5 separate regions of the Mus musculus genome follow, and regions 1, 2, 3 and 5 are each linked to region 4. A link is a loop called in an ENCODE intact Hi-C map of the cell type or tissue named here. Cell type or tissue: heart. All regions are shown on one strand. Each heading gives the region's core, and the rest is flanking DNA. Links, peaks and the distances in the headings are about the cores only.

Region 1 (6,041 bases), core at 1,275-5,274, 95 kb after region 4:
CAGCAGAGCAGTTGGAGGACAAGTGGCAGAAGTTGGCTCTCCCTTACCGTGTGGGTCCCGGGGCTCTAACTCGGGTTGTCAGGCTTGGCAAGGACCTTTACTCAAGGCCCCATCTTGCCAGCCCATATCAAGTTTTAAGAAGTCAGTTTGTGCCCCACAGGACAGCGCTTCCATCTCTTACTGTCCGGGCCTTGGTAGTTTCTTATATCCTGCTTTCTTACCCAGAGCACCTCCCCAGAGAACATTCCCCAGTCTGTCTTCAAAGGATGCTCATAAAAACTATTTCAGCCCTGATTTGAAATATGAAACTATTTTGACATGTTTCCTGATGCCAGCCCTAGCAGCCACTTATAATGGGACGTAGCTACACTAAAACCACCGATGCCAAACGTCTTAGTCAGGGTTTCTATTCCTGCACAAACATCATGACCAAGAAACAAGTTGAGGAGGAAAGGGTTTATTCGGCTTACACTTCCATACTGCTGTTCATCACCAAGGAAGTCAGGACTGGAAATCAAGCAGGTCAGGAAGCAGGAGCTGATGCAGAAGCCATGGAGGGATGTTCTTTACTGGCTTGCTTCTCCTGGCTTGCTCAGCCTGCTCTCTTATAGAACCCAAGATTACCAGCCCAGAGATGGTCCCACCCACAAGGGGCCTTTCCCCCCTTGATCACTAATTGAGAAAATGGCTTACATTTGGATCTCATGGAGGCATTTCCTCAACTGAAGCTCCTTTCTCTGTGTGATAACTCCAGCTGTGTCAAGTTGACACAAAACTAGCCAGTACAGCAATTCAAGCTGTAATACAGAGAAGCACAGCTTCCAGCCACTAAAACAGGGATCAGCAAACAGGTCACATATGCCATGGACTGAACTCAGTGGGTCTCTCAACCCATGGGAGAATTCAGGGTCCCAGTTCTCAAGTGGGAAAGGAGTTGGCGGAAAAATGACAAACAGACGAGAACACAGAGAGAGTTCTATATCTGAATGTAATGTCTCAAAGCAAGCATCAGACTTATATTACAGAAGAAAACAAAGAAGTTAGGTGACACATCAGCCAAGGTACATTGAAGTTATCTGACACAAGACAGAGAAATGCATACATAAAGACTGGCAAGAACCAGGCAGTGTTTACAACTGAGATAAGATCAGCCCTATCTAAAATCAGCTCTTCACAGGAGCCAGGTGAAAGGGCTGATACGCCCAGGTGCAATACTAGTCTATCATTAAACCCACCGCCAGGGGTCCCTTAGTAAATACCTAATTATGTTATTCCTCTGGGCCTAGAGAAAAACATGCACAAGGGAAGTTCCATTACATGAACAGTTACATGAACAATACAATACTCTAGTTCCTCCTTAAACCACAACCCACCTTCTTTCTACTATTATGTAATGTAGGCTGCCATTCATGTCTGTAATGAGAATTCTAAGTTTACTATTTTGAACTAGCCCTGAGTTTTCTAGCTCTTATCCAGTAAAATACCGCAATAAAGCATACAAAACGCTCCACACTACAGCAGGGACAAATCTGGTCATGGGACACCAGAGACTCTCCAGGAGACCAGTTTCCGTGAAACTTTTTGCCTCAGGACTGCAGCCAAGCTTTTGGACTTGCCTCGCAGACTTCACTGGAGTGGGTGTGGCGCACATAGAAGCAGGTGGCGGGAAGGACTTGGGCATTGGGCCATGCTAAGAGGAAAGAAAACCACACAAGTAGAGATGAGATGTTAGTAGGTTCTGTAAAGTGATTTGTCAGAGGGATTAATGAATCTGTCACTGTATCGTCCTCTTAATGATGTCAGAGAACCAGCTTCTGCTGTACCCGTTTCTTAAGCCTCCTGGGATCATCTTTGGTCCAACAGGACAAACACTTAAGATTTGGAATTCCCTATGTGCACTGCCTTACATTGTTTAAGCCTGAAGTTAACATAACTGAGAAGCTATACAGGGAACAAAAGCATTTATGTTTTCTCTGATCTTTCAATGCCAGTGAATTCTCATTCACTCTATCTACAGTACTAATGTAGAATACTGTTGGTTTCAAGGTCTTAGGACAGTGATCTGCTTTTGACCCCCTCCTCAGGTAGACAAGCTCTGCTCTCTCAGCCAGGACCTGCATTCTCTTCCAGGCCTCCTTATGACCAAGGGTACTCCTGCAGCAGGGCTGCCTATGGCTAAGATACATCTGTGGCCAAGGAATAAACACAAACTCATCCAAGAAAGTTTCTTCTGTGGTCTTATTAGCACAGTTGCCTGTACATCTCAGCTGAGCAGTAAGATGTGGACAGACTGCAGTGTGCACTATCTAAATTGTCTGTTATCCAAGAGAGGGCGAGGGAAAAATGGGTTGTGTATTTGCAAAAAGCAGTAATGCCTTTCTATGTATTCTCACCTTATAGCAACTCCTCCTTAGTTTACTGTTCCCTCCACTTTCACACCATGGTCACCCCCTCTGTGTAAGGAGCACATTATCACCCAAATCTTAGAAGAAAGAAACCTAGAAGACTTGGTCTTTCCCTGAGTCGCATAACAAATTCTAGGCAAGCTATAGCTAAAACCTAGAACCTTCTTTCTGAAAACATTTTCAACCTTGTTTGGTTTTAACTTTAAGATATAGTCTCATTATATAGCCTCGGCTGGCCTGAAACTTAGGACCTGCCTCTCTCAGTCTCCCATACATGCATCCCTCACCTGACTTCCTTAGGACATTGCTTAGTACAAGAATGGTCCCATGGTACCAAGCAGGAAACCCTAGCTCACAGGCAGAGGGGCCCTATGGAATCAGGCTGCCAGTTCCTTATCTCAGCCTTACCCAGCTGAGACTTGGCACGCACGCATCTTCATCTTCCAGGATTTTGCCAGCGAAGGCCTTCGCACCCTCATGGTAGCTTACCGAGAGCTGGATAAGGCATATTTCCAGACATGGATTAAAAAGCATGGTGAAGCCTGGCTGACTTTAGAGAATCGAGAAAGGAAACTAGCTCTGGTCTATGAAGAAATCGAAAGAGACTTGATGGTGAGTCTGAAGAAGCTCGAGACAAACTGAGTGCAGGGATGGTGGGGATGGCACCCAGAGGCCTGAGGAGGGTAGGCAGGCTCAACAGAAAGCTCGGAACCTTTGTGCCTGGGAGACTAAGTACAGAAATTCAGACCGATTGGACATGCCCAGAACCATCTAAATCCATCCTGAACAATTGTTCTGACTGAAGTTTTTTTAAGTCCTTCTTACCCCCTAAAATCTGCTCAAAGAAACGACATAGTCCGAGGCTGGGAGTGAGCGCAGTTGAGAGAGTGCTGGCCCAGCACACAGGAGGCCCCGGGCTCCACCCTCAGCAGGGCCTGAAACTGGGTATGGGAGCCATGCACTGTAATTGCAGCCCTTGGGAGGGCGAGCCGGGAGGAGTGCGGCCTCAGGCTCATCCTCAGGTACATAGCAAGATCAAGACTCTGCCTCAAAATAGTGGGAGAAAGGAAATGAGGAGGAAGAGAGGGAGGGAGGGAAGGAGGAGTCAACCCAGAAGAGAAGATCTGAGTAATGTACAGGTTCAATAATTCAGAATGAATTACTCTCATAGACAGATTAGTTAAAGGGCTGCGTAGGATGGATCTGTCCTACATACCAATAGAGAAAATGAGCAAAAAGATATGTGTGTATATGTGTACACACACACACACACATATGTGTGTTACATCTTACATAAGGCAGCTAATCTGCATGGTGAGGAAGACATCTGAGAGAATCCTCGGGAAGATGTCAGGCCAAGCAGCTGTCCAGCTGTGTAGCTGTGCAAGCAAGCTCTTCGCGCGCTGTGGTGGCAATAGAACAGACCTGAGCAAGGGCAGGCTTAACCTGTTAGTTAAAGATCGGAGCAGCTGGGACAGGGTGAGTGAAAGGAGCAGAAAAAGAGCCCTGAGACAGGGAAGATGAGAGTCCTCAGGGGCCAGTGTGCTGACAAAGGGCAGGAAGCCACAGGAGGGTTCAAGCAGAGAAGACATCTTCTGCAGTCTCCACTCTGCACACTGCGCAGAGCAGCTACCAAGGAGAAGGGCACACAAGAGTGCAGCACTGTGTTCTCTTAAAGAGCATCAGTAGAATGTGCAGGTGGGTGGATTATGGGCATAAGAAAAAGAGAAGCCGGGCATGGTGGCGCGCGCCTTTAATCCCAGCACTCGGGAGGCAGAGGCAGGCGGATTTCTGAGTTCGAGGCCAACCTGGTCTACACAGTGAGTTCCAGGACAGCCAGGGCTACACAGAGAAACCCTGTCTCGAAAAACCAAAAAAAGAAAAAGAAAAAGAGAAGCTAAGAAGACCATAAAAGGAGGTGTGTGTGTGTGTGTGTGTGTGTGTGTGTGTGTGTGTTTTACAAGACTGATCAGGTAGCTCTACTGTAAAAAGATAAATTACTGACAGCAATAGTCAGTAGAGCTCTCCTTCCCGTCTGCCTTTCTGAGGACCTAGCAGGAATCACTTAGTAGCTTGTCCATCTCCCAGTCTCAGTTTAGCCGTGGGGCTCAGCCCCACTTCAGCTCCTTAGGAAGACTATAAACAGGCTCAGTGTTAGACCAACGTTCTTGTAACCCAGGGAGGTGGAAAGTTTCAGAAGTTTCAGATGGTCTCAAAAGGATCAAAACATAACACTTAAGGTCTTGTGGGGTTGAAGGGAACTGGAAATCTCTCCTCTAGAACTCACCACACTGGGCCCTGGGAAGAAGCTGTGGTACAGGGAGAGGCGAAGGGACCAAGACACAGATGGCTTGGTGTGGGCAGAGAGCTTCATATACAACTTAGGCAACACTCTTTCTCCAGCTTCTAATGCTGTGTTTCTAAATTTCAGTGTGTGGTTAAGGTACTGTGGGTATTGCTCAGCATAGTGGTGCACTCCTTGGGAGGCAGAGGCAGGTTGATCTCTGTGAGTTCAAGGTCATCCTTGTCTACAGAGTGAGTTCAGGACAGCCTATACATAGTGAGTTCAGGACAGCCAGATCTGCATTTTCAAGACCCTGTCTGAAACAAACAGCTGTGTGTGTCAAGGGCAGAGCATGCTACGTCTTTCCTCCTGGGTCCTCGTGCCAGGACAGGGAGCTCAGAGCACTGAGGGGCCCACACGGTCTCTAGTTGCTCTTAGTGTTGAAGCTCTCATCCCTGACCTCACTCACCGATTGTCTCCTGTCTGAAGTTACTAGGGGCCACAGCCATAGAAGACAAGCTTCAGAGAGGAGTACCTGAGACCATTGTCACCCTGAGCAAAGCCAAAATTAAAATATGGGTTCTGACTGGCGATAAGCAAGGTAAAGGTCAGCGCTATCCTAGAGAGCCCTCTTCCTGCCAGGTAGACATTTCCTTCCTTGCTGGCTTGACAGATGCCAGTAGCTCTGACCAAGGCCTACGCAGGTGCTACCTTCCTTTCCACTTTTGGACATAATTTGTCATTTGCTTTGTACAGTGGCTACTTTATAACATGGTCTTTAACAGCACCATTTCTGTTGTCCCCATGGCCTGTTCTTCCCGAATGCCACCTTCTCATCTGAAAATCCTGATTGCCGCCACCCTTGTTCAGCTACCATCCCCTCCTGTCTTCTCCCCCCTCTTACTGATTCGGTGTAGTCTACACCCACCAGCTTAACCCACACAACCATCAGCCTAGTCCTCCTCACATAGACTAATCTGTGTTACCCCTCTGCCCAGGACCCCATGGTGACTTCATGATGTAAACACCCTTTGGCCTTCAAGGACCTAGATACTCTGTTGCTTTATCTCCCTATTGTAATCATAATCTTCATCTGTCTCCCTAAACTAAATTCCTACTCCCAGGTTTGGGCTGTTTTTCTACTCAAAAACACCTTTGCTTCTCCTACACAGTCCTATGAATCCTTCAAGGACTTCCAGAGGAAATTTCTGGGAAAAAAAATTCTGGGACTTCTTTTCTGAATTCTCATCATATTTTTATCTAGTATTTGGATATTAATTTTTTTCTTTAGCATTAATTTATTCCAAATTCCAGATTTCTTAATATAAAGAAATGCTATAACTTGAGCATGT
Region 2 (6,041 bases), core at 1,400-5,399, 210 kb after region 4:
GGCAAGAAGAACCCGAGTTTAAGGCTGGCCTGACCTTCGTGAGACTCCCAAGAGGAAAGGGACTCAGAAGGAAAAAGCAAAACAAACCAAAAAAAAAAATAAAAAAAACTGCCAGAAGGGAAAGCTAGAGCAGAATGGAACAAAGTGATTCAAAGTGATTTTATCTGGTGTCTCCTTCAGTATCTTACATCTTTCATTATCTTTTTTTTGTTTTGTTTTGTTTTTTTTTGTTTTTTTGTTTTTTGTTTTTCGAGACAGGGTTTCTCTGTATAGCCCTGGCTGTCCTGGAACTCACTCTGTAGACCAGGCTGGCCTCGAACTCAGAAATCCGCCTGCCTCTGCCTCCCAAGTGCTGGGATTAAAGGTGTGCGCCACCACTGCCCAGCCTAAGTTGCTTTTTAAAGTTTATTTCCATGTATTAGTTAGAGCCAAGGCTTTAAGTGACTATGTCTTCAAGACCTGGCAGCACAAGGCCACCCAGCTTTGCCCCCTACTGGTAGGCAAAACCTTCCTGGACTTCAAACCCATCTGATGGACTGAAAAGGCCAGGTTAACGCTGGCGAGGCCTAGTACAGGCAGCTCCTGCTATGGCCTACAGCTCCTCACCACCTCTAAGTATAAGGAAGTTCAGAACTTCCTGTTCATCTTTGGTCCGAAACCCTTCTCCTCTGCTCCAAAGTTTACATACCTATCATCAGAGATGAGGTCTCAGCGAGAGGGAAAGCTAGGGATGAAGAAGGCTCTGGTGACTTCCCAGAAACATCTGCCCCCTGGCTGACATGATACACCGTGTGTGTGTGTGTGTGTGTGTGTGTGTGTGTGTGTGTGTGTGTGTGCCACACATGCCAAAGAATCCACAAAGAAAGGAACTTGGAACTGTCGGCTTGTACTGGGTCAGGTGAGGTGACTAACCGGAGAGGTGTGGTTATGTTCTTTGGTTTAGGAACTAGAAAGGGAGTTGTCTTAGTTTGCTTGTTAAGTGCTTAGAATTTGTGCCAGAGCGTAAGCCTTAATGATAGAGATGAGAGAAGACAAATAAAAAAAGAGGGAAAAAGCCACACATAGTGGCACACGCCTTTAATCCCAGCACTTGAGAGAAAGAAGCAGGCGGATCTTTTAGTTTTTCTTTTTTTTTTTCGTTTTTTTTTTTTTCGTTTTTGGTTTTTCGAGACAGGGTTTCTCTGTGTAGCTCTGGCTGTCCTGGAACTCACTTTGTAGACCAGGCTGGCCTCGAACTCAGAAATCCGCCTGCCTCTGCCTCCCAAGAGCTGGGATTAAAGGCGTGCGCCACCACGCCCGGCTATGGATCTTTTAGTTTAAGGCCTGACTGGTCTACAAAGCAAGTTCCAGAACAGCCAGAACTATGCAGAGAAACATTGTGTTGAAAAACAATAACAAAATAAAAAAGGAAGAAAAGAAAGAAAGAAAGGAAGAAGAAGAAGGAAAAAGGAAGGAATGAAGGGAGGAAAGAGAGAAAGAAAGGAAAGGGAGGAAGGAAGAGAGAAAGGAAGGAAGGAAAGAGAAAGAAAGAAAGAAAGAAAGAAAGAAAGAAAGAAAGAAAGAAAGAAAGAAAGAGAGAGAGAGAGAGAGAGAGGGAGAGGGAGGGAGAAGGAGGGAGAAGGAGGGAGAAGGAGGGAGAAGGAGAGAGAGGAGAGAGAGAGAGAGGAGAGAGAGAGAGAGAGAGAGAGAGAGGCAGGCAATGAGCGTGGTTCAGTGGTATATCACTGATCAATTGCTTAGCATGAATGAGGTCCCTGGGTTTGGTTAGCACTGAGAGGATAGGGAGGGATAAAGAGAACACATAGAACACAGGCTTCAGAGATTGAAAGAAAAATAAAATTCAGAACACACGCCATTGGGGCTACACATAAAACAACAACAACCAACCAACCAACCAACCAACCAAACAAACAAACAGGAACTCAGTTATAAGCGATGTTTGCCCAACTCCAATAAGGCCCTGGGCTGGAGTCATGGGCAACGCCAAACCAGGGGACTACAATTCCCAGGATGCTATGGGCCAGGCCTCATCACGCCTGCGCAGAGGTGATGGCGCTGCCTCTTTACGTCTGGAGGGGGCACTGGAGCTTACTTAGTTCTGAAGGCTTTGAGTTCGTGCTGAGACCAGTCTGGGGTTCTAAATCAGCTTCCTGAGCCTTAGAGCATTCAGCCCTGGTTCCTGCTAGTGCCAGTGTGCTATTCCGATCAGCTCCTCTTCGAAGCCTAAACTCTCTCACGTCCTTCGGGTGCGGACTCTGAACCAGTTTCAGAAGCACAGCCCCACTCAAAAGCCCACATCCCGATGCTGTGGTTCCCTCCTTCCGGTGTCTGCCCCCAAACCATCCTTCCTCCCTCCCACACAATTGCCTGACCTTGATTGCGACCTAGGTGTCCCTTAGAGAGATCCAAGTTGGCATCCTCAACGGTACAGAGACCAGAAGCACCCCAGTACCATCCTTCTCACGGAAGGTTCCCTACTCTCTGGATGTCTTTGGGACTTTGCAAATGGAAAGGAGAAAAGTGTAGAAATGAAAACCTCTGCTTCCTCTTTCTTTTTCTGTTTGTTTTTGTTTTTTTGAGACATGGTTTCTCTGTATAGCCCTGGCTGTCCTGGAACTCACTTTGTAGACCAGGCAGGCCTAGAACTCAGAAATCCACCTGCCTCTGCCTTCCGAGTGCTGGGATTGCTGGGATTAAAGGCGTGCGCCACCATGCCCGGCTTGCTTTCTCTTTCTTATGTCCTTCAAACACCAAAAAGGTTGGTGGCGCTGGAGCTCAGGCTGAAGGCGATTTCTTCCCCCCTCCCCCCTCCGTTCTGCTATGGGATGCTGGAGCTAAGAAGGAGTTGGACTTTTTTCCAGAGTGGGGTGGATCACAGATGGGCTACAGAAAAGTTGGAGGATTGGTGCAAGGATTGGTTAAACAGAGCAGTGTGTTGCCACCGGGAGAGTTGGCGAAAGCTTGAACAGTATAGAACTGGGCTATATTCTGTGATGGGACCACAAAGATGGGTGTATAGTGGATGCCACTTTGTTTTAAAACCGAAATATTTCTAATCCATCACCTTGTCCCCATGCCTACTGAGACATTGTTCGATGTTTCTGACATCTTTGTAAGGGCCCTTCCGAGCTCCATCCTACAGGCCTCCAGCCCACACGGCGACCACTGGAGCTTATTCCTTGCTTCACTCCGTTTTTCACTCTTTTCCACCTCGCCAGAAGCAGGAAATCCAAGCTCCTTGGCACGACTGGCTTCTGTCAGGCCACCGGACTCATCTTGCTCCTTTCCTTTCTATCGCCTTTATCGCGGGGGTGGGGGGTAGGGGGGCAGCAACTCTATAGAAGCCTCCTCTCCTTTGCCTTGTGGTGCCCCCTGCTGGACTGTTTTCTACTCGGTACCTGTTGAGTCATTTTTATCTCTGAATTCCTCCACAGGACTCCATGTTTTCCTCATTTTAATAATCCCTAGCGTTATTGAACACTCTGTCTTAGTGATTTACATATGGTAATTAACTTAAACCACAAAACGAGATTTCTTTTTCTTTCTTCTTCTTCTTCTTCTTCTTCTTCTTCTTCTTTTTTTTTTTCTCGAGACAGGGTTTCTCTGTGTAGCCCTGGCTGTCCTGGAACTCTGTAGACCAGGCTGGCCTCGAACTCAGAAATCTGTCTGCTTCTACCTCCCGAGTGCTGGGATTAAAGGCGTGTGCCACCACGCCCTGCTCAAAAGGAGCTTTCTTATTTTTCTTTTTTTTTTTTTTTTTTTTTTTTTTCTTGTTAAAGAGCAAGGGTCTGGAGAGTTGGCTCAGTATTAAGAGCACTCGCTCTTGCAGAAGACTCTGCTTGGATCCCAGCACCCACAGAGTGGCTCACAACCAACTATAACTCCTGTTCCAGGAGAAGCAACTCCCTCTTCTGGCCTTTATGGGACTGCACATGCATACATGCAGGCAGGACACCCATAAACATAAAAATAAAGGTTAAATTGTTTAATAACTTTAGGGGCCTGTAAAGATGGCTCAGCAGTTAAGAGCACTGGGTTAATTCCTAGCATCCACATGGTGGTTCACAACCATCTGTAACTCTAGTCTCTTGGGACCCAACATCCTCTTCTGACCTCCCTGGATTCCAGGAACAAAAGTGGTGTACAGACAGACATGCAAAAAGCACACCATACACATGAATATTAATAAAAATAAGAAGACTTTTTAAAGGACTGAGAAGATAGCCCTGTGGGTAAAGTGCTCTGAGTGGGATCCCAGCACCCACATAAAGAGCAGGATACAATGGCAGGTATTTGTACCCCAGAATGGAGGACTCGGGGACCGGTGGATCTCTGGAGCTCTGTGGCCTGCCAGCCTAGACTACTCCAGTAGTGGTAGGACCCAGTAAGGGACCCTGCCTTTAAAACAAAAACAAAAACAAAAAGAAGCTGACTAAGTGGCTGGAGGCTTGGGGGAGGGTAAAGGCATTTGCAGACCCTTCTGAAAACCTGAGCTTAATACCCATACAGTAAAAGGAAAGAGCCAACTCCTGCCCCCTCCCCATCACCTTCCCCACAAACACCATTACTACTAATAACGTGATTTTTAAACATTTAAAATCCAAGAAGGTAGACAGTGCCTGACAAGGAATGTCCAGGGTTAGCCTCCAGGTTTCACATGTATGCACACACACGTGACATCTTACCCTTCCTCATAAGCACGTACACACACACACACACACACACACACACACACACACACACACTAATGAATGAGAAGAATATTTTCCCAATCACACAGACTCAGAAACTGAGGCCTGCTTACTAAGGACCACTCAGGCCGGCAATGAGTGGAAGGTGTAGACTTTGAACTCGGGCAATCTGGCTCCCACACCCACAGTGCTGATCTGTTGCTGACCTGCCTACAATTACTGCAGCTTTACAGTGCAGGAAGTGCAGGCTAGGAATAAAGCAGGCGGTGAGTGGCTGGCAAGGCCTGTTGGATAGAGGTTTTAAACATAAGTAGTGACAGCAAAGCTATGGCCAGGACTGGGGACAATTAAGAAGGTGGAATGGGGGCTGCAGGGATGGCTTAGCGGTTGAGCACTGACTGCTCTTCCAGAGGTCCTGAGTTCAAATCCCAGCAACTACATGGTGGCTCACAACCATCTGTAATGGGATCCGATGCCCTCTTCTGGTGTGTCTGAAGACAGCTACAGTGTACTCATGTAAATAAATGAAGAAGAAGAAGAAGAAGAAGAAGGAGAAGGAAAAGGAGAAGGAGAAAGAGAAGGAGAAAGAGAAGGAGAAGGAGAAGGAGAAGGAGAAGGAGAAGGAGAAGGAGAAGGAGAAGGAGAAGGAGAAGGAGGAGAAGGAGAAGAAGGAGAAAGAAGAAGCTGGAATGGACCACTATGGGCAGAACTCATGGGATGTGGGGGTATGGTTGTGTGTGGAAGCTGATGGAGGAGCTAGGCCAGATGGTAGGGGCACAGATACACAAGTAATGAATAGAGTAGTTGAGGACTGGTGAGTTTTCGACCCCAGTAGCAACGGGGTGGCTCTAAGCATGAGCATGAGTCCTGTGAATGTTCTAGAATCAGGAATAACACCTAGGTAGCAGGGCTCCAGTCCTTCATCCTCAGTATCTACCTCTTCAATCTTTCCCCAGCTAGGCGCCCCCAGAAATGCACGACACAATGCCAAAGCTCACCCCCACATATACATACACACCCTTTACAAGTCTGTTACAGGCCTGCAGCTTCTGGGTTAAAGACAAACTTTTTTTTTTTTTTTTTTTTTTGTGATGCTTTATTTGAAACCCAGGGGACGCCAGAGGCAACAGCATGAAGGCCATTCTCTGTCCCCAGCTTTCAGGTCAGAAACCAAACTTGGGACCCTAGGAGCCTTCCAGCTGTGGGCTCTCCCATGCATGATATCCACCCACATCCTCTCTGGCTTCTACCCACTTCTCCCTGCCCACTTCCTGTGTCTGAGGAGACAATGAGGTATCTGCGTAAGCTTAGAGAGGACATGGGGGAACCTGGCTAAACCCTAAATGGAGG
Region 3 (6,041 bases), core at 1,226-5,225, 150 kb after region 4:
AGAGAGTGCCAGGTAGATAGATCACTAGGACTTGGAGACTGGTGTCCTGGGAAATGGTGACGCGATTACTGACAGAGACCAGTTGTAGACATGCAGGGATTTGCAGGGCTTAACGCATCTCAGGGACATGCCCAGCAGGGAAGCCACACTGGATAGAAGTGGCATTTGCTCTCTGATCATTGATGGTGATCCTGCACTGAAGAGACTGAACAGGTTGACATGTGCCTCCAGAGGCTGAGGCAGGAGAGTTGCTTGAGGGCGGGCGGCCAGGGTGAGCAACAAAATGAGACCACTTATGTAAGAAAAAAGCAGAGCAGAACTGAACCTTGACCGTTCCAGTCCACCATGGACTCCTAAGCCAGCAGCCATGGTTGATTCTATTTCGAGTGATTACTTTGTAGCAGGGTCTGTGCTGAAGCAGTGCTGGAGAGAGAATCTGTCCTCCTGGGATTCTAAGCAAGGACAGAACAAAAGGGAAGCAAGAAACCATGCAAAGTAGCAGTGTAAGGTGCAAGTAGCCCAGAAGATTATCTCTGCTAGTCTGGCGTGTTAGGGGGGGACTCAACGGTTTACATTTAAGCCTGGAAGAAAGATAAGGGTTAGGTTTTGTAGACTCTCTTCTAAGAACATTCTAGGCTCTCCCGTGATGTACAAAGCCACGCAGGCGCAGAGTCTGGCGCTTTCCAGGAACTGCAGTAGACTAATTTAGCAGAGCCTTGCCGGTGGGGGTGAACCACCGAAGGATTTTGATCAGGAGAGTGGCTGTGTTGGTATTGTTTGGTTTGGTTTTCTGTGTGCTTAATGGCACATTTTGAGTTGCACTTTAGAAAGCTCCTTGGTGGGTTGGGTGGGAGGTGTGGAGAAGTGTCTTCCGACAGGAGAGCCTGCCTTGTAGAGTGGGAGGTCACGGGGTTAGGAGCAGTAGTGGGCCTCTGTGGGTTCTAAGCACACTGCCTTACTTATTCGGTGATCTCTCACCCAGACGGGGCTATAGAGTGAGACCCTGCCAGGGAGGGCGGGAGGGAGGAGGGGTAGTTAAAAGTGGTCATCCATGAAGAATGTGTGGAATTACAAAGTAAACAGGAATAGAACCAGGGGATGGATAGTGTGACTTAAGGGCTGAGCAAAGCAACCCTCAAGGTTGGAGATGAAGCTGGGCTTGTCGGGCTCACCTGTAATTCTAGCATTTAGGAAGCGAAGGCTGAAAATTCAATCCGAAGTTTAAGATGGGACCAGCGAGGTGGCCCGGCGGGTAGAGGCCCTTGTGGTCGCAGCTGGGTGACCTGAGTTCAATCCTTAGAATTTACATGAAAGGACAGGACCCACCCTGCACAGTTGTCCTCTGACTCCCACACCTGTACGTGCACACACACAATGATCATTAAAATACATATTTCAGCCAGGCTCGGTAGCACACACCTTTAATCCCAGCACTCATGAGGCAAAGAGGCCTGGTAGACTTTTGTGATTTTTGAGGACAGCTTGTTCTACATAGCAAGTTCCAGACCAGCCAGGTCTATATTGTCTCAAAATGTTTAAATATTTTAAAGGGGGTCTGGAGAGGTGGCTTGGTGATTAAAGCACCTTGCCAGGTATCACAGTCACCACCCTCGAAACTGCAGATGCCACCAATACCTGGTAGCTGTGCAGCCTACCCATAATTCCAGGCTCAGGAGACAGAGACGGATGCCCAGAGCATGCTACAAAGACTGACCAGATCCAAGAGCTCTGGGTCTGAGGTAGATGGGTGATCAAGGATGAGTCTCAGTATCAACTTGGGGGCCTCCACAAATACTCACATGCATGCAAACGTGTGTACACACACAGAGACACCACATATCCAAGATAATGGAACAAAAGAAAAGGAGAGGAAAGAGGAAGAGACAGAGGAGAGAGCCAGCAGCCACTGAAGTGTTTTCACTAGACTCAAAAATTTAAAGAGCTTTTGATATTTTTAAAAATGTAAGCATTTTTCTTGGGTCAGCGAGATGGTTCAGCCAGTAAAGGCGTTTGCCAATAGGCTCTTTGATCCTAGAGTCTAAATGGGGGAAGGAAAAAATTAACCCATGATTTCCGCATGCCTCTTCCCATACACACACACGAAATAAGGTTTACTTTTTTTTTTAAACTATTTTGAAGCAGGGTCTTATGAATCCCAGGTTATCGTCAAACTGTGTAGCCAAGGACGACCTTGAGGCCGCTGCCTCTGCCTCCTGCTGGGACTACAGGAATGAACCTCTGGGTACGCTCAGCCCTTCGGACTGACCGGGCTTAGTACTGCCTTACTGGGCAGGCTCTCTACCAGAAGCGCTTCCTCCCCAGTCCCAGTGGGACTTCTCCGTCAGGGCAGCCTCCAGTGACGCTGTCACCCTCTTTCCCCTGATCCTGTGCACTCTTTTTAAAGCCAACAAATGAGTTGACAGTTGGTTGAATTTATGGATAGCCAAGGAAGAACCAGTTTGGACAGGACTGGAAGAAGCTGAGGCTCCTCCTGAGAACCTGAGCAGCAGGGTCGGCGGTTGAGAAAAGGGATCTTGCCAAATCTTGATAGAGCAAAATTAATCAGACCGAGGCCAGAGTGAAATTCGATTTGTAAAGTGTCCTTGAGTTGATTTGGGGCGAATAACAGATTGCAAAATGTGCATCAACCATTCCCAAATCCATGCCCAGAGGTAGATTCCAGCGGGGGTGGGGGGTTGCTTCCTTCCTTTGAACACAGAGCACTGACTGGCTGCCCCTGGGACTCTGGATGCTACCTTGTAAGAAGGAACCCAGGAACTGGGGCTGCTTCCCAGGTACACAGCACATGTGATCTTTATTCTCTGAGCAACAACCACAGATAAATTCATTTTTTCAAGAAAATCAGATTTATATAAGGTGATTTGAGGCAGAGGAGACTAGACTGAATCAGAAGTAGAGAGTCGTTCATTTAACTGTTCGGTTCCTGAGATGCGCCCAGACCCTAGAGACACAGCGACTGAGAGGATTTGGTCCCGACTTTTCTGGAAATCCTGTGAAGAGTAACAGGCAGCAAACACGTTAGAAAATTCTTCCCGACACTTTACAAAAAGGAAATGAAACTGGGTGAGAGGGCTGAGCAGGAAGGGACTGATGAAATCTCAGGCAGATCACAGCAGGGACGAGGCCCCAGGGCGTTAGTGACTAGGTATGATTAAGGACTGAGTGGTGGAGGTGTGTTGAGCACATCAAGGAAGACAGGCTGTCCTCTGAGAACTGGGGATGTCAGGGAGCATGAGTGAACACTTCTCTATGAGCCTGTGTACGCATCCCTCATGACTCCATGACGTGAGTAAGAAAGATGGCCCAGCAAACCCAGCCTGACATCACTGTGTGTGTAATGTGATGTGGTCAAGAACTTTGGCCCCAGAAGCCGACTCTGGTTTGGGCAACATTCTGTGCTCTGCTATTTCCCAGCTGAGTGACCTTAACTTGAGACAACAACTTAACTTAAATTTCCCTGATCTGTGTGTAGCAAGGTGGCTCAGACTTGTAACAAAGCCAGCACTTAGAAGCTGTGGCAGGAGCAGTCTTAGCCACGCAGCAAGTTCAAAGTCACTCTGAACTACATGAGACTCTGTCTCAAAAAACAAACACAAATAAGTTTCTTGATCTGTGGAGAAATGAATTCCTCCTGCTTCTTGTTGAGCCACGCCCAGGGCTTTAGGCCCTAGAAGAGTGTGTGGCGCCACCTTGTGTTCATTTAGATAGCTGCAGCATGAACGGTGTTTTATTGAGATAACAGTTCATTAACAAATACCGTGGCACCCTGCATTGTTCTGGACCTCAGTTTAGTTCTGGGACCTGTGATTTAAGGAACACTGACCTGAAACGTGGCTGGGAAAAAAATCCCAAGAGTTGGAAAATATCCCTCTTCAAAGAGAGCAGAGGTAGATTTTGAAGTTCTTAGGAGGGGATCATGGGAGAGATCAGGATTGGGAGCACATACAGGGAGCCGGGCAGTGGTGGCGCACGCCTTTAATCCCAGCACTTGGAAGGCAGAGGCAGGTGGATTTCTAAGTTCGAGGCCAGCCTGGGCTACAAAGTGAGTTCCAGGACAGCCAGGGCTACACAGAGAAACCCTGTCTCAAAAAACAAAATGAAGTTTGGCCGATTTGGCTACAAGTAAATACTTACTTGTCTTACTGCTGAATTTGCTCAAAATCGGAGTGGAGTGTGTGAGTGGAGACAGGGTGGTGGATGGGTAGAGAGAACTTGAAGTCAGCGACATCTTGGCACTGACTCTGACAGAAATGGAAGGTATCAGGAAAACCCGCGCAGAGCCCGTAGATGAAAAGAGTGTAGAAGCTTCCGGCGACACGGTTTAGGAACAATGTTTCTAGCCAGGCTGTTTTCGTTTAAAACGAAAGCAAAGCCCTTTCCACAGCAGGATGGTCAAGGGGAGCTAGATGCTGTGGGCCTGGGAGCCATCTGTGTGAAAGTCTGAAACACAGCTACCTTTGCCAGGGAGCACTTGCTCAGTGAGGTGAGCACGGAGCCTCCAAACATGCCTTGACACCTGCAGAGTTGAGAAAGTGGAGAGGCAGAAGGCATTCCCGGTCATAAAAAGCGCAGGGCAGGCTTACAGGGAGGAGCAGCGTCCCCTCCGCAAAGGAGGAACCTGCCTGTCCCTGTTCAGGGCCTGTAGCCCAGGCTAGCCCATTATCCCCATTGGGTATCACCGATCCTTGTGATTCTTCCTCCCGCTTGGGTTTCAGTGTCTCTCTGATTCAGTCCTTCTCCATCGCTGTTGCTACAGGGGGTGGCACCGAAAGCCGACCCGTCCTTCGCTACAGCAAGGAACAGAGGCCGACCACCCTACCGATCCAGCCGTTCGTGTTCCAACATCACTTCCCCAAGCAGCTGGCCAAGGCCCGGGCCCTGCACAGCCTCTCCCAGCTCTACAGCCTCTCTATGCCCTGCAGCCGCGCACAGCAGCCCGCCCCGCTGGTTATCTCTACTGCTCAAGGCCCAGCCCCAGCTCCCTCAGGAGAGCCGCAGCCATTCACATCGCAGGCCTCTGGCAGAGGCGCCAGAAACGCTGGGCCTGAACCAGAGACCTCGCGGCCATCGCCCCTGGGAAGCTACTCCCCAGTCCGGAGTGCCGGCCCCTTTGGGTCTAGCACCGACTCCTCTGCCTCTACCTCCTGCTCCCCGCCTCCAGAGCAGGGCACAGCAGCCGACAGTGTATCACCATGGAGCCATACCTGCCCTCCTACTGTGCGCCCTGCCACATCCCAGCAGCCACCGAAGGAGGACCAGAAGATTCCGACCTTGGCTGAGTACAGGCTTCATGGCACAGGAAGTTTACCCCCTCTGGGCTCCTGGAGATCTGGCTTCACCCGGGCAGAGAGTCTGGTTCGAGGAGGTGGCGAGGGCAGCATGGCCAACAGGCCCAACAATGGTACGAGCTTCATTCCAAGCAAGCCTACATCTCTTTTGGGTGGGTTCTTAACGCTCTCAGTGGGGGTCACGTCCACAGTGGCTGGAGGTGATTGACATGTTGGCCTAGCCCTAGCATTTTACACGGCCGCCTGGTAGCCATGAAATACTGGCTCCTTCTAACTATTTTCTCTCTCCTGCTTCCACTTCCAGCCAACCACCTGTCCCCTCAGGCCCTCAAGTGGCGGGAATACAGGAGGAAGAACCCATTAGGGCCACCTGGTTTGTCAGGAAGCCTAGATCGAAGGCCACCGGAAGCTCGGCTGGCCCGCAGGAACCCCATCTTTGAGTTCCCTGGTTCTTTCGGCACAACCAGCCATCTGAATTGCCGGCTGAATGGTACGTGACCAAGGTCCCCTGGTTGTACTCAGAGCAAGCTGAGAAGGGCCTGGCCAAGAGCTTCTCGGGATTTCTTTTTTTCTTCTTTCTAGGTCAGATTTCAAAGCCACTGTCGCTGACCTGTCCTGACCTGCAGGACCCCTTCTCCTTAACCGAGAAGCCTCCCGCTGAGTTCTGTCTGTCTCCCGATGGCAACTCGGAGGCCATATCCATCGACATACTTCAGAAAAAAGGTACATGGC
Region 4 (6,041 bases), core at 1,400-5,399:
GTCACTTGAGCAGCAGGACTGGTTTGTCTGGCTTCAGTGAGAACAAGGCTTGGAAACTGAACAAGATACCTTCTGCAGAGGCACTGAGCTAATTCCTTTGCTCAGAATGGCTGTCATAAGTCAAAGCAGGTTCACATGGTGCTTTGGAGCCCTTAGCAGAATATTTCTTTGGAATCCAGGCACCAGGGGTCTTATCTGCCCAGAGTACTGCCAGCTTCCTACTCCTGTAAGCAGGGAGTGATGCTTAGAACACACACACACACACACACACACACACACACACACACAATCTTATATGTATAGACTTGAAGGCCAACTAAGGATCCAAAGATATTTTCTTGAGTAGTCCCTGAACAAAGCCAAAAATAATGGAAAATGGTCTAGAAAGAATTGTTCTCACCTATGGTCACAACCTTCCGGCTGTCGTCCTTGCAGAAAACATCTAGTCTTTGGCCTTCCTCTTTTCTTTGTGATCAGCTGCTGTTCCCCACGGATTGGCCAAGCATAAAGGAGGAGCTTGGACTATGATTCCTCTGTATGCATTGGATGGAGGGGACCTGAGGGCTTGCTGGAAGGTCAGAAACAAACCCTTTCAGCAGGTCAGATGAGCTTCCTGGACCCTTGCTCAGAAACGTGACTTGATCTTTGGATTTCCTGATAGTAGCCTGAAATTGCTAAGGACTCTACATTGTCCACAATGCGCCAGTCAACACACGAAACAAACCAAGCATCTTTGCTGTTTTTAATTATTATATGTGCCATTATTATGGGAAATTATAGGGTAGACTTTAATAAATTATCTTATAGCAGCTTTTGGAGTCTGGAATTCTGTGAATATGTGAAAACTATAAAAATGTCATGTTTAATCATAGCTTTTAGACTAATAACCCCTGGTTACACACCCTATCCCAACTCCAGTTATTGGCTAATGGTGGAACCTAAGTGTCCTGAATGACTACGGAACCCACAGTCACTAGGCTGAGACAACCAGTCTCATAAACAGTCTTGTTACCTAGAACATCAGCTTCCTACATAAGATGTAGAAGAGAAGGAGCTGACATGTGCCACAGAGAAGTAGTCCACGCTTCCTCCATCTAGGATCACTGAGGTGGATCACAGCCTGGGCTGTGAACGTGCATCTGCAGAGGAGAGATGCAGGACATAGAGTAGGGCTAAGGCTGCTATGGCAGCCCAGGTTAGGCTTTGCGTCCCAGTTCTTTTCAAGGCAGATGAGCTGTGGTAGTAAAACTAGGAAGGTAGAGAAAGGAAGGTTAAAATGAGGCCTCACAGAATCAGAAAAGACTTGACACAGAAAATACAGACCTCACATCTTTCTTCCTACCGTAGCCAGCACCTGCAACAGGAAACTGGATCCATTTCCATTGCTTCCTAAACAGATCCTTTCTAGTCAGTTGCCAAGTCATTTTAAAGCTGCTTCCTCCTCCCCCTCCCCTCCTAATTGTCCCCAGGGGCTGGGTTGGGTGGCTCACACTTTAAGACCAGCAGTTGGGAGACAAGCATTTGGATCTCTGTGAATCTGAGCCAGCTTGGTCCACATAGCAGTTCCAGGCTCCAGCTAAGAAAATGGAATGTCCCTGTGAACCTACTCTCTATTTTCTAGTCCACTAGTCTAGTTAAGGGGCTTGACTGGGTTCATTTTCTCTGCCAGTTAAAGAACTACAAGGCAGAGGGAGAAAAATCTCGACCATGACAGGTAGCTGTAGAGAAATTGCAAAAGGGCAGATTCAGCAGTCAGAAGAAAGCTTTTTATTAAAAGTGAGAAAATATTCCCATTCAGCAGGGACACAGAGAAAGACCCTCCTGCAAAGCAGAAGTCCAGCTTCTTGATGGCTAGGAACTTGTAAAGTGTGAAGGGGCTTCCTCTCCTAATTTGGGGTTGGTTGGCCCATAACTGTTGTGTAAATATGTCCTGATCTGGCCTTGAGCTTGCTGAGGCACTCCATCAGCAGGGGCTCCACTGACAGGAGGAGGTAAAAAAAAATCCCACAAGACAATATTATTATTATTATTATTATTATTATTATTATTATTATTATTATTATTATTTATTTCCAGACCTTTGTCTCAGGTCAAGAGGGTGAAGAAGCAGCCAGGCATCTTGGAAGTTCACAGTCTTTATTACTTAGTCATGGCCCCTCTCATATATTTGCCTATCAGGAACTCTAACTCCTAGTTCCTCGTAGTATTTTTTATTTCCCCTCCTCTGCATCACTGATAAACCCCAGCCTTTGTTCCTGCTCCCTCTCTCTTTTTAAAAAGTACTTTAAAGTTTTATTTACATTTATGTGAGTGTTTTGCCTGCATGTATGCATGCACCACCTGGGTGCCTGGTACCCACAGAGGTCAAAAGAAGGCATCTGATCCTGGCACTGGAGTTGTGGATGGTTGTGAAACACCATATGGATGTTCTCTGCAAGAACAAGTGCTTTTAACCACTAAGCCATCTCTCTGGGTCCGTCCTCTTTCCTCTTCAGTTAAAAGCCACTTGGTCTTGCGAAGATTATATGCCCCAGTACAGGGGAATGCCAGGGCCAGGAAGGGGGTGTGGGTGGGTTGGGGAGCAGGGCAAGGGGGTGGGGTTGGTATTGGGGACTTAGGGGATATCATTTGAAATGTAAATGAAGAAAATCTAATTTAAAAAAAAAAAGCTACTCAGTGGTCACAGTGGCTTCTAAGCTAAAACTTAAACCCCTCCAGGAGTGCCCTCCACATACCCATCACACATACCCATACACACAATTCCGCAGCTGAATTTGCCCTCAGTGCCATTTTACATTCTTGTGTCCATTCTTGTTAATTTCCAGTCACCCCTTCCACACTACCTTTCAGTCTGTCACCTCTGGGAAGCCATCTGGACCCCACCAACTCTGGGCAGCACGCCCCTTTGTTATTCTCCCCTCATTAGCATGCAGTTAGCCCCTGGAAGGATCTGAGGATTTCATCTCAGGACTTGGCCATCTCAGGGATTTAGGACTCAACTACTTCAAAGCCAGACTTTCCAGCTTCAGTATCTGCAGAAAGGGGCGTGGCGGGAGACGAGCTCGCGGCAGCGCGTGGGCGGGCGGGTCCAGCTCTGGGCGGAAGCTGTGGTTCTGTGGCACAAGCGCAGAAAGGTGCGTTAAGATGGAGGTTGCTGGAGTAGGAGGCTGTGAGGCGACGGTAAGTAGGGGGCGCCCGAGGAGAAGTTACGGTTTTCTTTCTGACAGCATTGCTTGGAGACCTTATGTTACTTGAACTACCGAGTGGTTATTCATCCTCCTACTTCTTTGAGAATTATTGTAATACTCACCAAGAGAACTCTGTCAGTACTCCTCAGATATACAGGTTTCCCTGGCACTCCCTGAGATGTCTATCCAGACATTTCCAAAGAGTCTTTATCCTCCCCCAGGTTGCTCCCACAGGGCACACATTTGTCCATTTATTCCGTAAAGCAGGTTAACCCTAAGTCTCCCAGCTGTGTCATATCCCTGGTAGCTAAGGAAATTTGCTCATTTCCCCAAGACTCTTAATATTCCTGGGCATTTGCTATCATTCTTTTCCTTTTAATGCCTACTTGGCAGGAAAAATTAAACTCTCTACCACGAACTTTCTAATGTGAATAAGTAGGTGTCTATCTATCTGAGGAACTGCCAAGGTAGACATTCTTTCTTTGCTTCGAAACAGGGTCTTGATGGATAGCCCTAACTGGCTTAAAACTCACTGCATAGACCAGACTGCCCTAGAACTTGTACTGATCCTCCTGCCTCTGCCTCCCTGCTGCTACGATCACAAGTATAAATTGTACTTGGTGTCCTTGAAGGCCATCAGATCCCTTGGGACCGTAGTTAGAGACAGATAGGAGCTGCCATGTGGATGCTGGGACCCCAATGCCACTGAGAGAGCAGTCTCTCTCCAGCCAGCCCCTTGATACAGTTTTAAACAAAAGAAAAGTAGGAAAATTTTCAGGTTAGAAGGTCTGAACTAGTGGATTTTTAAAGGATAGAATTACTCCCTTTAGCATGTTTTGACTGACCCCTGCATGGTCTTTCCAGACCCAAGAGCAAAAAGACAAAGCTGAAAAAGCAACATAAAATGGCAAAGATGTATTGAAGCTGGAATCAGAAGATATAAATGTGGGTCTCAGCTCTGATACATGCTGTTCACGAGTCTGGTCTTTAGTGTAACAGTTTGCTGGATTGTTATTTGGAGTGGTAATTCCTTCCATATCTAACTCAGACGGGTGAAGTGGACTCATATACATAAAAGAACTTTGAAAATATACATTTTCTCTATGTGAATAAAGAAGTATTATGCAGGAGCCTCTATGTTCTGAAAAAGTAACTTTTTTTTGTTTTTTGGTTTTTAGACAGGGTTTCTCTGTATAGCCAACTCAGAAATCTGCCTGCCTCTGCCTCCCTAGTGCTGGGACTAAAGGGGTGTGCCACCACGCCTGGCCTGAAAAAGTAACTTTTAAGGAATTTGTTTTGCTTAGTCCCAAGTTCAAGGAAAGTATATTTGTTGAGCAATTACTGTATATGTCAGGTATTCATCTAGGTCCAGGCCCTAGCATTGGATAAGAGACAACTCATAAATTTAGGGGTGGTCATCAGCATATTAATTACTTAAGTATCTAATGCAGACTCAACAGCATATTGAAGCAGTAGGAAGAATCTAAATTTAGAGTTACCTCTGCTGCTGTATAACTATGAAAAAGACTCTTCTATGTCAACCTGAATATCAGCATCGGTGTAAGAAAGAGTTAAGGTGACCTCAGATGTTCTTTTCAGTTGAACTTACCTAACGTAATGAGTTTATAGCCTTCCAAGAATGGCCATATTGAAAAAGCTGAACAGTCTGACTGTAAGAACAAGTAAGTACTAAAGTCACGCTAGGTTCAGCACAGCAGTAGTAAACAATAGAGTTGCCCTGTTTGATATAGAATGCTCAGAGACTTCACTGAAGATTAGGAAGTATGGAGACTTTGGAGTAGAAAAAAGGGCGTGGGCCCTTGCAGGTACTGGAACCTGAATGGAACTTCAAAGGAGCAAAGCATTTGTTTCTTATTATCCTCTTTAAGAAGATTTTCACATTTTAATTATGTGTATTGGTCTGTGTTTGGGTATGTGCACTTGAGTGCTAGTGCCTACTGAAGCCAGAGCTGGAGTTACATGCTGTTGGAAACTGCCTGATGTAGGTGCTGGGAAGCAAACTGCGGTCCTCTGCAAGAGCAGCACGTACTCTTAACCACTGAGCTGGTTCTTCAGACTCCATAGATTATTTTTCTAATGTAGCAGTCAGAGTCTTGGCAGAAAGATAGTTGATATGGTCACAAAGATTTGACTTAAAGGCCTGGTCAGCAATAAAAGAACTGTGAAGGAGTAAAGACAAGGGAGAGCAGCAGCAGTGAGTGGCGCCCCTAAGGCTGAAGGGGTAAAAGCAAGGGACTGTTCATACAGAGTCAAGCTAGGGCTAAGGCTCTGGGACAAGGGCCTTCCAGACCAGAGCTATGGTCTTAACTACTGCAGGGGCTGGAGAGATGGCTCAGCGGTTAAGAGCACTGACTGCTCTTCCCAAGGTCCTTAGTTCAATTCCCAGCAACCACATGGTGGCTCACAACCATCTGTAATGGGATCTCATGCCCCCTTCTGGTGTGTCTGAAGACAGCTACAGTGTACTCATATAAATAAAATAATTAAATCTTTAAAAAAGAAGGAAAGCAAGCAAGCAAGCAAGCTACTTCAGGAACTTGAACAAGGTGCAGAGAAATAAATGCCCTAATGTTTTCCATGTGCTCCAGTTGCCAGCTAGTACTCTTCATTGGTAAGCCCTAACAAGCAGTCTAGAGTCAAGACAGTATGGGGGATATAGTCCATAGAAGTCAGCTTCCCAGACCAGGGCAGGAGAGTTGGGGGAATGGGAGAGAAAACAGCAAACTTTTTCTCAGGGAACAAATAACCATCATGGATGCTTTCCAAATATTGTAGTGTTCCCTGTGTTGAAGTACTTTAAGATTCAATCTCAGCTCTCTGAGGATGCCGGTG
Region 5 (6,041 bases), core at 1,013-5,012, 110 kb after region 4:
ATAGATATGATTAGGAAACACAAAATATGGACACACTATTTATCACTAGAAAGTCTTTTAGAAAGCAAGAAAAGATTAGCAATCTGCCCTGTGCCAGAGCAGGAAGTGTGATTGCTCTGTGCTCTCATGGATCTCCAGGGCAAAGCATTACCCAAAGACCATGCAAGACCACATGACAAAGGACACACTGTAGTGGTGAGTTTAGTTAACTACTCCGTGCTCACAATGGGTCACAAGTGTGCACCCACCCAAGAGCTATCTGGATTCTCGAATGAAAGACAAATGCACACACACACACACACACACACACACACACGCACGCACGCACACCAGTTAATTTTAATATGCCATGACTAGCTTACTGGCTGGGCATTTCTTTTTTTTTGTTTGTTTGTTTTTTGTTTCTTTTCGAGACAGGATTTCTCTGTATAGCCCTGGCTGTCCTGGAACTCACTTTGTAGACCAGGCTGGCCTCGAACTCAGAAATCCACCTGCCTCTGCCTCCCAAGTGGGGCATTTCTTTTTTTTCTTTCTTTTTTCCTTTCTTTCTTTTTTTTCCCCCATTCTCGATCAGGCTCTGTTCGCTCTGGCCCAAAGATTTATTATTATATGTAAGTACACTGTAGCTGTCTTCAGACACCCCAGAAGAGGGCATCAGATCTCATTACAAATGGTTGTGAGCCACCATGTGGTTGCTGGGAATTGAACTCAGGACCTCTGGAAGAGCTCTTAACCACTCTCCAGCCCCCGTGGCTGGGCCCTGCCTGTGCTCCTGAGATAACATCTTTCAGAATCATTATTTCACCTCTGCCACCCAAACACAATTGGGGACACTGGCGGGCCTTTAAGTCTGGTCTTTCTTCTTCCCTGTCATGGCGATCTCTCCTCCTCTCTCTAACCCAGACCCCTTGAGGAAAAGCTAAGTGTAGATACTTGCTGGAGTCTAAAAGCACTTTGTGACAGCATACATCAGGTAAGAATTTTCTTCTCCTCAGCTCCCTATTGTCCTGCTCAGTCTCTGGAGAGATGAGGGTTGGCCAACTGGGAGAAGAGAAAATTGGGTCAGCATAAGCATCCACTGAGCTCCACTGTGTCTTCCCACCAGCCATGAGCACCTGCAATCCAGCAGAGCTCAGGAACAAGGCAAAGCATGCTTTGTAAATTTTAAAAATTAAAGGGCTGGCTAAGTGGTAAGAGCGCTTGCTGCTCTTGCAAAGGACCTGAGTTTGATTCCCAGTACCCACATGGTGGCTCATGACATCTAACACCATTAGGCATGCACAGTAGCACAAGGACATACATATAAGTAAAACACTTATACATCACAATAATAAAAGAAATAAATATAAAAATTAATCCAGGCTGTGTTGTACACCCATAATACCAAGACTTAGGAAGCAAAGGCAGGAAGATGAGAAGTTAAAGGCCATTCTTAGCTGTATAATGAGTTCAAGAGCAATCTGAGGTATGTGCGGTCGACCCTCTCTCTAAAAACCAAACAGATCTCAGTTTCATTAAATCACCTTAATTACTAAAATGGAAGCTAAAGTGACAAACATCGATTGCTACCTAAAAATAACTAGAAATTTCATGGAATTCAGAGTCAAAGATATAGTCAGAGACGAATATCTTTTCAATTTTTTTTTTTTGAGATGGCGTCTACCAGCATAGCCCAGGCTGGCCTAGAACTTGTGATCCTTCTGCCTCAGTTGCTCAAGTACTGGAATTATAGGCATATGGTCCTACATTTAGTCATTAAATGGTTTTATAGTTATCCCTCCCTTCACAATTTCTGTTCTTTGAAGATTGTAGTTACACAGACACACATTCTCTTATAGCTTGCTAATTAGACCTATAGATTCGTATGTAGACCGTCCCACGGCTTTGCGGAAATCTCACTCTCTGTTCATCACATTCACCCACATACACAGCAAATGGGCATTGAGCACCATGATCCCGGTGCTGGCCGAGATGCCGCAGACATGGTGAAGGGAGAGACAGAAAGATTTCTGTCATCATAGAGCATGTCTGTAGTAGACAGCGACACGTAACCATCACCCAGTGTCCAGGTTCTGCTGTTGACAATGTAATGCCACCAGATAAGGACATTCCATTTGGTTTTTTAAAAAAGCTTGGTTTGAAATAAACATAGGAACACACACAATGTAAAAAAAAAAAGGGGGGGGGGGCTTCTTTGGCTTAACAGTTCCGGGCAAGGCCTGAAAGCCACATCTAGTAACAGCCTGTCTGTTACTAGAAGCCATAGCAGTACAAGCCAAGAGCCATGGAGTGTTCCAGGGACCTAACCAAACTAACTTCCATAGGTGATCCATTCTTGAGATAAATTATTAACCCATTAATTATTAAAATCCATTTATGAGGACAGAGTCCTAACCGTACAGGTCTCTCTCTTAATACCTTGTCATGGGGAATGATGAATTCGGGGGGTGGGGGCAAACCATTATTCAAAGTTTAGCAGATAGGTGCTACTCTGATTTTTTTCATTATTTTGCTGTATATGTTTTGCTGCATGTATGTCTGTGCACCACAAATGCACAGTGTCTGTGGAAGCCAGAGGAGGATCCCCTAGAACTAGAGTTCTAGGTAGTTGTGAGCAGCCATGTGGGTGCTAGGAACAAAACCAGATTCTGTGGACGAGCAGTCAGTCCTCTTAACCACTGAGCCACCTCTCCAGCCCCACAACTGCCACCCTTAATAGTAAAAGGCTATGGAATGACAAACTACCACTTTATATTTAGTGGTCCAAGAAGGGTGTCCTGAGAAAGTGACAGGATCTGATGGAGGTGAGGATGCTTGCCAAGCAAGTCTGGTGACTTGGTCCATTCAAACCCTGGAACCTTTATAAAGCTAGAAGGCAGAATGAACGCTGAAAGTTGTCTTTAACCATGTGCATGCCTATGCCATACAGAGAGAGAGAGAGAGAGAGAGAGAGAGAGAGAGAGAGAGAGAGACAGAGACAGAGACAGAGACAGAGAGAGACAGAGACAGAGACAGAGACAGAGACAGAGAGACAGAAGAGAGGGAGAGAGTTTTTCAAATCTATGGAATCGGTGGTGCATGCTTTGAATCCTAGCACTCAGGAAGCAGAGACAGGCAGATTTCGTAAATTCAAGACCAGCCTAACATAGCAAGTTCCAGGCCAGACAAGGCTACATAGTGAGACTTTGTCTCAAAAATAAATAAATAATAAATAAATAACATGGAAAGACTTTCTGTGCAGAATAATGTAATAACCCTAACATAGTTGTTAACACAGCTATATACATAACACAACAAAGGGCTGGGTAGTTAGACAGATGAGGTTGGAACAGTGGAGAGTTTTAAATCCCATTTGAAAAGATTTTGCTCAAGCTTCTCTCATAGAGAACAGGGTACAAAGGTGACATCAGGGAGACTATGAGGCAATTGAAGTGTTCTCTGTATGGTTCAATAATGACATGAACTAAGGTCATCACAGTGGCGGGGACATTGATAAAGGGTACATTTCCGTTTCTATAATTTTTGTTTTATGTATATGGGTGTTTCGTGTACATGTCTGTGCACCGTGTGCATGCCCGGTACCCATGGAGGCAGGAGGCGTTGGGTCCTCAGGAGGAGAACAAGAATTACAGAGGAATGGGTATGAGCTGCCCTGTTTGGTTGATGTTTCTGCAAGTGCTCCTCTTTTGCTGTTATTGTTTTGTTTTTGTGGGATGTTGTTGTTGTTGTTTGGGTTGTTTCCTTTTTTGGATGGGGAAGGAAAAGGAATGGATCTGAGAGAGATGTGGGGAGAGGGTCTGGAAAGAATGGAGGGAAGGTTGTGGTCAAATATAATGTATGAGAGAAGAATTTTAATGGAGGCCTCAATTCTTGAAACTACATAACCTCTTTTTTTTTAATTTCTTCTAAATTTTTATGTCTGGGCATTTTGCCTACACGTACATACGTATGTGCACCAAGTGCATTCAGAAAGCCCTGGATTCAATTCCAAGCACCCACGTGGTGGCCCACAACCCCTGCATGGGGGGGTCTGACGTCCTTTTCTGGCTTCTGCATGTCCAAGGAAGAGCTAACAACCCTCTCCATTTCACTCTCATGCAAAATCGTCACGACTTGACTTTGGGACAGGGGTTTGTGGCACAGTTTTTAATCCAAGCACTGGAGAGGCAGGCAGGTCTCTGAGGCCAGCCTCGTCACTTACTGAGTTCCAGGCCAGTCAGAGCTACATAGTAAGATCTTGCCTCAGAAAACAGAAAGCAAGACAGCATTTCATTGTCTCTTCGTCCTTTACAGGTAAGCCTGGAGTCATTATGGGATGGTCTCCATCATCCATGCCAGCCCAGCGGTCCCTTCCAGGGCTTCACCAGTTCTCACCCCTCAAAGCTGCCCCGCTGTCTTCCCACATATGCTGGCTCCTTCTACAGCTGTTTTTGCTTTTTGCTTGCTTGCTTTTTGAGACAGGGTTATGTCTGTAGCCTCTTCTGGCTGGTACCCACCACATAGAACAGGCTTACCGGTAGATGTAGTCTCTCTCTCCCTCTGTCTTCCTCCCTCTTCCCCCACCACGTTACTCAGATATAGACCAGATTAAAAGTAAATAAAGGCAGGTTTATTAGGAGGCAGCTCTCAGGTGGGCTCACCGATCTCACGGTGGAGGTCTGTGAAGTCACACATCCAGGCTCAAGCAAGGGGGATTTTAAAGAGTTTAGGCGAGGAATGAGGACGTGCCAGCTAGGAGCTGGGATGGTGTCCATACACAGTCAAAAACTGAGCCCCTGGGTGGGCACTCTGGGTAGGCTGCCGGAAACAGGGAGATGTGCTTACATATTAGCCCGGAGTTTTCTCTAAGTAGAGGGAGGGCGGTTTGAGGGGAGGGGGCGGTGGTGCCCAGTTTATGTAGATGAGCAGAGGTGCCAGCCTAACACCTACCTCAAACTCACAGAGATCCGTCTGCCCCTGTGGAATTAAAGGCATGTGACACCGTGCCCAACAAACTTTTACCTCTCACTCATTCTTTAAAACTCATTTCCCATCACTTCTGTGACTGCGAGGCAGTGTGACTTTAACCTGCCTCTTTGGCTGGCCTATCAAGGCTGTGATTCCTAAAGAACAGGGTTGGGAGGCACTGGTAGCCTTCATTTACCCAGCACCGCACGCGCTGCCCTCCTAGGCAGCAGGAGTATGGGTGCCAGATTTCACCCTGACTGTGCATGGGGTATTGAAAATACCAACGCCCGAGAGCCATCCTGCCCACACCACACCCCAGTGGCTGAGTCCACTGGTCTCAAGGGAAGCCAGGCTTTCGCGTTCTGTCCTTGTTCTTCTGGGGTTTTGTTTTCTTAACATTTTTTTTTTCCCAATTCTTCACGGTGTTCTCCTGGAATCCACAGTGAGGCTCGCTGCCTCGGGCGAAGCTGGGGGCCACACGCACCTGCTCCGGAGGCTCCCCTGGTCTGCGCACCCGGCTCCTCCAGCTCAAGCGCAGGGCGGCGCCGCACTCCGCCCGCTGGCTCCTGGCAAAGCTGTGCGCGTGACTCGCGCTGTGCGCAGCGCCGCAGCCGGGAAGGTGGGCGCGCCCGCGGGCTTGGCGGGCCGAACCAACGCGCCTCGCGGAGGGGCCGCGCGAGGGCTGCCCAGAGCGGACCATCGGCACCACGCCTGCAGGGGGCGCCGGGCGTTACCAACGCGCGGAGCCGAGGGGAGCGGAGGGGAGAGCCGGCGTGGGCTGCCGCGCGACCCCTGGAGGCGCCGGGAGGCGCGAGACAACGCTGCCCGCGCGGAGAGACGCGGCCGAGGCGAGAAGCAAGGTAGGCGCGCCTCTCCCGAGGCTACCAGGGCCCTGGACACCCACTGCCTCCACATTGCCAGGGGTCCCTCGGGACGGGGCCTCGGCCTGCCAACCCACCCTGCCCTTCACCAGGCGTCCTGCCTGCCCGCCCCGCCCTCGCGCCTCCCCTCTACAACTCTGGTCCCTGACTCTGCTGCAGACCCTGCTGTTCGGAGGTCCAAGGAACCCTCCAGAAACCCTGCACCAGCCAGCC

Evidence for each region. A loop is a pair of places that touch in the nucleus more often than their neighbours do. Peaks named below come from ENCODE experiments on the same cell type or tissue, not always from the same donor. Only the 100,000 strongest peaks of a DNase experiment are listed, where the experiment ranks them.
Region 1: a loop joins it to region 4, with 2.2 times the contacts of the local background. A loop is called at or near these places in 2 of 42 quality-filtered maps.
Region 2: a loop joins it to region 4, with 3 times the contacts of the local background. A loop is called at or near these places in 3 of 42 quality-filtered maps.
Region 3: it touches region 4 in a loop (9-fold over the local background); 22 of 42 quality-filtered maps call a loop at or near these places.
Region 5: it touches region 4 in a loop (4-fold over the local background); 11 of 42 quality-filtered maps call a loop at or near these places.

The regions. Positions count from the first base shown.
Region 1 is chr4:43,358,931-43,364,971 of GRCm38, forward strand. It overlaps Atp8b5 (ATPase, class I, type 8B, member 5), which reads left to right. Exons shown (of 29, transcript NM_177195.3): 19 at 2,853-3,017; 20 at 5,179-5,290. It overlaps Gm46850 (a long non-coding RNA gene), which reads right to left. Exons shown (of 3, transcript XR_001784271.2): 3 at 1,425-1,690. Among named protein-coding and RNA genes, the nearest start is that of Gm46850, 20 kb to the right of the region's middle. In heart, for the core only: no CTCF peak of the experiment used is centred there; no DNase peak of the experiment used is centred there.
Region 2 is chr4:43,476,305-43,482,345 of GRCm38, forward strand. Sit1 (suppression inducing transmembrane adaptor 1) reads right to left here. Exons shown (of 5, transcript NM_019436.3): 5 at 5,779-6,041. Among named protein-coding and RNA genes, the nearest start is that of Sit1, 4.4 kb to the right of the region's middle. In heart, for the core only: CTCF peaks have their summits at 2,071 and 3,378 (motif pointing left); DNase peaks (open chromatin) are centred at 2,047 and 2,747; H3K4me3 peaks cover 994 bases; H3K27ac peaks cover 1,423 bases.
Region 3 is chr4:43,416,828-43,422,868 of GRCm38, forward strand. It overlaps Rusc2 (RUN and SH3 domain containing 2), which reads left to right. Exons shown (of 12, transcript NM_199057.3): 3 at 4,778-5,422; 4 at 5,614-5,799; 5 at 5,892-6,032. Among named protein-coding and RNA genes, the nearest start is that of Fam166b, 9.3 kb to the right of the region's middle. In heart, for the core only: CTCF peaks have their summits at 2,228 and 3,714 (motif pointing left); DNase peaks (open chromatin) are centred at 2,294, 3,304, 3,714 and 5,214; H3K27ac peaks cover 52 bases; H3K27me3 peaks cover 154 bases.
Region 4 is chr4:43,264,063-43,270,103 of GRCm38, forward strand. It overlaps Atp8b5 (ATPase, class I, type 8B, member 5), which reads left to right and starts at 3,097. Exons shown (of 29, transcript NM_177195.3): 1 at 3,097-3,180. It overlaps Unc13b (unc-13 homolog B), which reads left to right. Exons shown (of 40, transcript NM_001384106.1): 40 at 1-811. In heart, for the core only: a CTCF peak has its summit at 3,186; a DNase peak (open chromatin) is centred at 3,099; H3K4me3 peaks cover 775 bases; H3K27ac peaks cover 904 bases.
Region 5 is chr4:43,376,393-43,382,433 of GRCm38, forward strand. Gm46850 (a long non-coding RNA gene) reads right to left here and starts at 5,591. Exons shown (of 3, transcript XR_001784271.2): 1 at 5,432-5,591. It also overlaps a transcript of Rusc2 not described here. In heart, for the core only: no CTCF peak of the experiment used is centred there; a DNase peak (open chromatin) is centred at 4,769; H3K4me3 peaks cover 411 bases; H3K27me3 peaks cover 938 bases.